Linked DNA regions of Homo sapiens: region 2 is linked to region 1. Evidence: chromatin contacts called from ENCODE Hi-C or POLR2A ChIA-PET data. All regions are on one chromosome and are shown on one strand. Each heading gives the region's core, a stretch centred on a gene start or an enhancer-like site at or near the end of the contact. The rest is flanking DNA. Distances are from core to core; before and after follow the strand shown. Region 1 holds the start of NHERF1 (NHERF family PDZ scaffold protein 1). Region 2 holds the start of USH1G (USH1 protein network component sans).

Region 1 (3,279 bases), core at 212-2,711:
CCAGGAGCTCTCTCTCCTCCCCATGGCCATCTTTTTCTTCTTCCAAGGTCTTTCCCCTTCCCTCCCAGATACAGTTCTAGGCGCTTACTCTTCACATTCCTGAGAATCGTAAATCCTCTGAGGTGGCAGAACCACCACTCCGAGATGCCTTGGCTCCTCCTCCCTGCCAGGCAACCCCCACACCGCCCTGAGATGGTGGGGCTTCCTCTCCCTTAGAAGTCACACAGGACTCCGGGAGGATGAAGTCCAGCAGGACTGAAGTTCAGGACACACACCGGCGGGCTGCGGAGAGGGCCTCCTCGCGCCGGGGCTCCACACAGGAGGAGTAATGCTATTCCTCTAGCTTTTGAAGTAGGAGTGGCGGGCGAAGCTGGCACCTCTGGGGCGGAGAGCCCTTTCTCCCCGGCCCATCTGCGGACTGGGGTGAACGAGGAGAGGGCACCAGGGAAGGAGCAGGATTGGGGGATTCCGAGGAACGGGAGCAGACACCCACAGACCCGAGGGAAGGGGGCTGGGTTCCCCTGCGCCGCCCTCCCAAAGGCCAGGGAACAAGAGGTGCAGGCGGCAAAGGCGCTCAAGCTCCCAGCACAGCCTGGGAAGGAGAGGAGGTCGCGGGACGCAGCCCCAGGCCTGCCTAGGATGTGTCAGGGCGCCTGGTCGGCGGGCGGAAGCGGTCTCCCCCTCGCAGCTCGAGTTTCAGAAAAACGACGGCGGGCGCGGGGCTGGACGGCCGGGGCACCTGGGTCTCTCCGGATCCTCCTCCCACTCCATGCCAGCCTGCGCGGCTTGGGCCCCGCTTACCTGCTCCGGGTGGCTCTTGTCGGCCTCGCGAGGCTCATTTTCGTTGCCAGCCCCCTGCACCTCGGCGGCGGCCGGCGGCTCGGCCTGCCCCGGCGCTTCCTGGGCGCGCAGCAGCTCCTCTCGGACCTGGACGCCGAGCTTCTGCAGCTGCTCGTCCGTCTCGGGGTCGACCACCAGCAGGCGCACGGCGTTGAGTGCGGCGCGGATGCGGCTCACCACCTGCTGGTGGGTCTCCTTCTCCACGTTTTCGCCGTTCACCTCCACCAGCCGGTCCCCCGCCAGCAGCCCCGCCTTCTCGGCCGGCGAGCCGGGCTCCACCAGCCGGATGTACTGGCCCAACTTGCCCTTCTCCCCGTGCAGGTGGAAGCCGTAGCCGTTCGGACCCTTCTCCAGGCAGCAGAGCCGGGGCAGGGGCGCCCCGGCCGCTGCGTCCGCGCTCATCTCGCCCTGCGACGGGTCAGCGGCGCGACTTGGGGTTCCGATGGGGACGGGACGGGACGGCCCAGCCCTTCTTCCCGTCCAGCGAACCGGGAGCGCAGCAGAGAAGCCCTGAGCCGCCGGACGGGCCAAGCAAGCAGGTGTCCCAGGAACCGTCGGCCGCCGCGAGCCGCGAGGAGCCGAGAGAGGACCACAGACCAATCCCCGCCCCGCGCGGCGTCTGAGCGTCCCAGAGTCCGCCCCGGCTCCTTACCCCGGGGGCGGGGCCGCGCTGAGGGTGGGGACCTCCGCGGGCCAATAGGGGGCTGCAGGCCTGGGCGCTCCGGCCGGGTGAACGGCGCCGGCCATTGGGAACGCGCGGGGCGGGGCCTGCGCTCGGCGCGGCGCCCCGCGGCGGGCGAAGACTAGCGCTCAGGAAGTGGAAGTGTTTGTTACCGAGCGGCCGGCGCTGGGGTGGCAGGGGCGGGGCTCGCCGAATTCCCGGTTCTGGGCGGGTGGGCCCGCCGGCTCCGGCCTGGTTTCCCCTACCTGTGGCGGGGAGTGAGGAAAGCCGGCCCTCGGGTAAAGGACCCTAACTTTTTTTTTTTTTTTTGAGACGGAGTCTCGCTCTGTCGCCCAGGCTGGACTGCCGTGGCGCGATCTCGGATCACTGCAACCTCCGCCTCCCGGGTTCAAGCGATTCCCCTGCCTCAGCCTCCCGAGCAGCTGGGGTTACAGGCGCGCACCACCACGCCCCGCTAATTTTTGTATTTTTAGTAGAGACGAAATTTCGCCATGTTGGCCAGGATGGTTTCAAACTCCTGACCTCAGGTGATCCGCCCTGGGATTACAGACGTGAGCCACCGCACCTGGCCAACGTTTTAACAGCCTTTAGCCAAAGCCTGGGTGCAGCTCCAGTTGAGAGGGAGCGGCTGTTGCCGGGGCAACTGCTCCCGCTCGGGGCAGCGAGGGCCGGTCAGTCTCGAGAATTAAGACGGAGGGCCTCCTCGGACCCTACAGAGTTGTTTGAATAACATTTTTCCGTTTGTGGGAACCCTAACCCTAATCCACTTTGTGCTGTCCCAGGACTCGCATAGAGGAGTGCAGGTTCTGATCCCTGCTGGGAAGGTGAGGGCTCCGCGGAGAGCCTGGGACCTCGAGGGGCAGCCCGCTGAAGACAGGCCATCTAGGGCAATAGCGTGGGCTTTGGCAGCAGCGTTTGGCTAGGGAGGTGGGGTGGGGAGAGGCAGGACAGACTCAGGTAATCAACCTCTGGGTACACGCCACAGGGAAAGGAGCCTTGGTTTTTTTTTTTTTTTTCCAACAGAAAAATGATTAGGACTGTAAAGCCTTCTAGCTCCCTCTTGCCAAAGAGAGGCTGGTCACAGAGGCGGGAGACAGTCTGTTGAGCGGGGAGCTGACCATCTGAGGACAGACACTGAGGAAGGAGGATGGAATGATTTTGGCAGTGAATGACAATTCCTTCAACAAGACCCCCCCCCCCCACTCACTTCAAAGAAACAGTGGACAGGATGTGCTTTCCAAAATACTGCAGTTTAATTCTGAAAAACTCAAATGCAAGAGGCCCAGAGCTGTCTATGGGATTGGATCTCCTGCAACCTGCCTTGGGCCCCAGAAGAGACTGGCAATGTCAGCCTCCTCCCTGCTCTGCCTGAGGGAGGCCACGGAGAACTTCCTTATCGGGCCCAAACTGGAGCCGCTGACTGCTCAGAGCAAGATTTCTGCCTTGAAAGCAAATGCAGTAGCCTCAGAAATGTGCAGCGCATACTTCTTCCTCCCCCTCTCCCCCTCCAGGCCGGCAGAGCTGCAGTAAAGATGCCTGCAGGTCATGACCTCATGTTTCCTGTCCACTTCCCATGGCAGGGATCGGAGCTTTGGGAGATATGTGACCAAGGAGGACACATGAACTTGCTACCCCTCTCTCTACCCCAGACATACCCACATGACTTTGTTTTACTCATATTGCATTGGTTTAACTCGGAAATGGGTGACCTCCCACCACCTAACCTGACTCAGTAGGAGGGGAGGTAAAGCAGTTTA
Region 2 (3,279 bases), core at 233-2,732, 170 kb before region 1:
AGCAGCACCGACAGCAGGCGGCCACCCTTCTTCCACACCTCCCTGGGGCCCGCACGCGGCGCCGGGGGGCTCTCCTTGGGGCCCTGGGCCAGCTCCTCGGACATGGCGGAGGCGACTGGAGAAGGCTAGAGGGATCACTGTAGGGGAGGAGCGGACAAAACTCCAGGTCAACCCTGACGGCTCTCCTTCCCCCATCTCATCCCTAGACTTGGGGACTAGGGAGTTCCTGACCCGCAGGGTTGGGGCTTCGGGTGCTGGAGGAAGCGCTGGGAAAGGGGAAGAGAAAATGCGGAACCTGCCCCTCTCGCTGGATGGGAAGAAAGGAGAAGCGGCAGCACCCGGTTGGACCCCTCCAAGGTCCCCACTCCCCAAGTCCGACTGCCCTCCGGCCCGGGGCACCCACCTGGCTGGGCTTGGAGCCGGCGCTGAGCTGGGGGTCAGGGGACGGCGAGCGTCTCCTCTCTCCCACGCCGAGATGGACAGGCGCTTTATACCCAGGAGGACAGGGTGATTTACAGCTGCGGGAGTTTGGCTCCATAAAGCTCTCAGTCCCGCTCACATGATCCATCTTTCTCCAAGGTGAATTTAGGGAAGAGCCCGCTGGAGCCAGATAAGGCAAGATTCATATTTACCCTTTGAGAGGCGACCCCACTCCGTCACCCCGGTGCGGCCAGGCTCGGGCGCGGCCCCGCACTGCGGCACCTAGAGGGCACCCCGCCCCTGGTGCCCACCGCGCCCTGGCGCGCAGCATTCCAGGCGCCCAGAGCCCCGAGAGCTAAGCTCAAGAGACGTCCAAAAAGCCTGCGGGCACCCTGACGCCCTCCAGCCGCGGCGCACCCTGAATCCTGTGCTCCTGTGCTCCTGCCTGGGATGGCAACCCCAGTTCCCCTCTCCCCCACGGTCCTCGCAGTGATCCAAGCTCCCCTTTCCTCTATCCCACCGCCCTGCCCGCCCCCGCCGCCGGCCCGCGCTCCGTTGGACTCCGGGGCTTGGGTGCGAAGTTCCACGCGGCACGCGGAGCCGCTGCCAGTCCTCCAGCGCCCCCTGCTGGAGTGCGGTCGAGGGACTCCGTTCAGGCGGCGGCGGCCTGGCCCGTCCCACTCGCTGACCGAACCGCGGTCGGTCACGGTGCCCCTTCTTAGGTCCACTGTCCTGGGGCTCAGGACGGCTCCCCCACCCCGCCCTCCGGCACCCCTCCCCAGCTCTCGGTTCGTTCCACTGACAGGTGGAGAAATACGGAGCCACAGCGCCCCAGGCTCTAGTGAGGACAGATCTCTGACTGTCCCCGGACTGGGCGTCACAGTGCGCGGCCCCGGGGTGGGCACTTTTGAAGAGGAGGACAGGGCCTTGCGTGGGTCACCCTCGTGTATTGAGGTGCATGCAGGGTGTTTAGGACCCAGGGGAAGACCGGGGGCGGCTCCCTGGACAGCGGGAGATTTCGTCCCCCGCCCCCTCCGCCCCCGCCCCCGGGTGAGCGTTTCAGATGTCTTGGTAGTCGCGGCTCTGGCGCTCCGCACCCTCCGTCTGCGGCAGCGGGGGCTGGCGGCCCCGGCCCCTGCCCGGCCCCGTCCTCCAACCTCATGCCTCAGCCCTAATACCGCCGCCCTCCCCTGCGGGGGGCCTTTCTCCGTGTCCCCCGCCCGCCCCGTCCACTTCGGGCGCCATGAACGACCAGTACCACCGGGCAGCCCGGGATGGCTACCTGGAGCTCCTCAAGGAGGCCACCCGAAAGGAGCTGAATGCCCCCGACGAGGATGGCATGACCCCCACTCTCTGGGCTGCCTACCATGGCAACCTCGAGTCGCTGCGTCTCATTGTGAGCCGCGGGTGAGTACGCCCCACCCAGTGCCCTTGAGGCCCCTGAGACCACCCCAAACTTCCTCGTCCACCACTCCTCTGAGCTGCCTCCTTCCCCTGCAGACAGGCGGACCCTTAGACCCTGGCGTTTGTGGGAGAGACACATGTTGAGGGGACCCAAGCGGAGGCATCTGACACTTGTTAACACTTGTGACCTGGATCTGGGGCTAGGAGGGGAGAAACCGGGATTTGGGGGTTCCTGATTATGGGGGGTTGCTGCAGAGTGAGGGGAAGGTGGGAGAGATCCCCTGGCTGGGGTCCCCCTGGAAGCAAGAGTGAGGGGATAGTGAGACTCGGAGAGAAGGTTAGGAAGTCTCGAGGGGCCAGCAGTGGGGGCTAGAAAGGGAGGGGTCTCCACTGCCCACTCTCCAGCCTTGATCCAAAGGGCTCTGCCAGCCAGCACCCACGTTCTCCGGCAGGCTGGTGTCACACAGCGCTTGCCCTCAACCTGCTCATTTTGGGGATTTATGGACACTGTCCAGGGCGCCAAATGTCACTGATTCAGCCACTCCATTAACTCTCTCCAAGTCCCTCCCCCACAGCCGGGCACAGCTAAGCAATGGTGGAGGCTGTGATGTGGTCACCCTGAAGGGGCTTCTCTTCCCTCCCCCTCCCTTTGGAGTTGTCCTGGGTGGGGGGGTGGGCATACAGTGCAGGTGTCAGTGCCAGGGAAGGGGCCTGGAGGTGGCAGTTGAGCCACCTCCAGGACCAGAGCCACTGATATGGGTTCCTTGGGGCTAAAGTCAAATGACTGTGACCAACTCCCTCAGCCCCAGTGGCTTTATAAAGAGAAGTCAGGTTGGTCTGGGCATCAGGGCAGCCTGGACAGGACACCCCAGGAAGGTTGATATGAAGTCTCAGGTCATGGGAGAGAGGGCCAGGGGCTTAGCTGGCCCCGGTACCAGGTACTGGCCAGTGCCTGAACATGTAGTAGGTGCTGGAGACCCCTCCTTCTTGCCCTCTCCTTGGGCTGCTCCTTGGGCCCAGCATCAGGTGGGAGCAGCCTTGAAGCCTGGGCAGCTGAACCATGTCCCGTGAGGCCAAGGCTGGCTGGCCCTTCCCCACCCCAGGAGGGCACACAGTGACACTGTCCCTGCCATCCCTTCAGAGAGGCTCATGAGAGGAGGGGAAGAGGGCTCCCCTTGGGTACACCAAGCCCCAACTCCTCCAGAGACCAGGATTGGTGTTTGATGGGTTGTGGGTTGGGTGCTGGCAGGTCCTTCCCACACTGGCCTGCAGGACTTGGCGGCCAGGAGGGGAGGCCCAGGAAGGGGTGTGTGGGGAGCTGTTGAGACAAGGGAGTGATTCTTCCCCCAGCCCTGGGGGTTGGCCTTGTGGCCTCATTAGTGCAGGGCAGGGGTGCTGTGCTGGGCCCCCAAGGGAGGGAGAGCTCCGGAGGAGTCTTGGGAGCTTGCCCTGGGG

What was found. Hi-C counts contacts between places; a loop is a spot of excess contacts on that map. ChIA-PET counts read pairs that join two places held with the same protein, here RNA polymerase II (POLR2A). Pooled maps may share reads with other maps.
Region 2: a pooled map shows a loop between it and region 1 (2.6-fold over the local background). The contact joins the promoter of USH1G here to the promoter of NHERF1 in region 1. A Hi-C loop is called at or near these places in 4 of 50 pooled maps. POLR2A ChIA-PET finds 5 or more read pairs at or near these places in 2 of 52 experiments (Caco-2 and K562).

Annotation. Positions count from the first base shown.
Region 1 is chr17:74,746,810-74,750,088 of GRCh38, reverse strand. It overlaps NHERF1 (NHERF family PDZ scaffold protein 1), which reads right to left and starts at 1,461. Exons shown (of 6, transcript NM_004252.5): 1 at 802-1,461. The coding sequence starts at 1,242. SLC9A3R1-AS1 (SLC9A3R1 antisense RNA 1) reads left to right here and starts at 222. Exons shown (of 3, transcript NR_187307.1): 1 at 222-1,026; 2 at 1,162-1,516; 3 at 2,546-3,279. MIR3615 (microRNA 3615) reads right to left here and starts at 1,476; the gene lies at 1,390-1,476. It overlaps RAB37 (RAB37, member RAS oncogene family), which reads right to left. Exons shown (of 9, transcript NM_001006638.3): 9 at 2,754-3,279. RefSeq lists enhancers at 398-1,023, 2,312-2,907 and a silencer at 1,228-1,917.
Region 2 is chr17:74,921,458-74,924,736 of GRCh38, reverse strand. It overlaps USH1G (USH1 protein network component sans), which reads left to right and starts at 1,482. Exons shown (of 3, transcript NM_173477.5): 1 at 1,482-1,827. The coding sequence starts at 1,664. It overlaps OTOP2 (otopetrin 2), which reads right to left and starts at 464. Exons shown (of 7, transcript NM_178160.3): 1 at 404-464; 2 at 1-137. The coding sequence starts at 104. RefSeq lists a silencer at 345-528.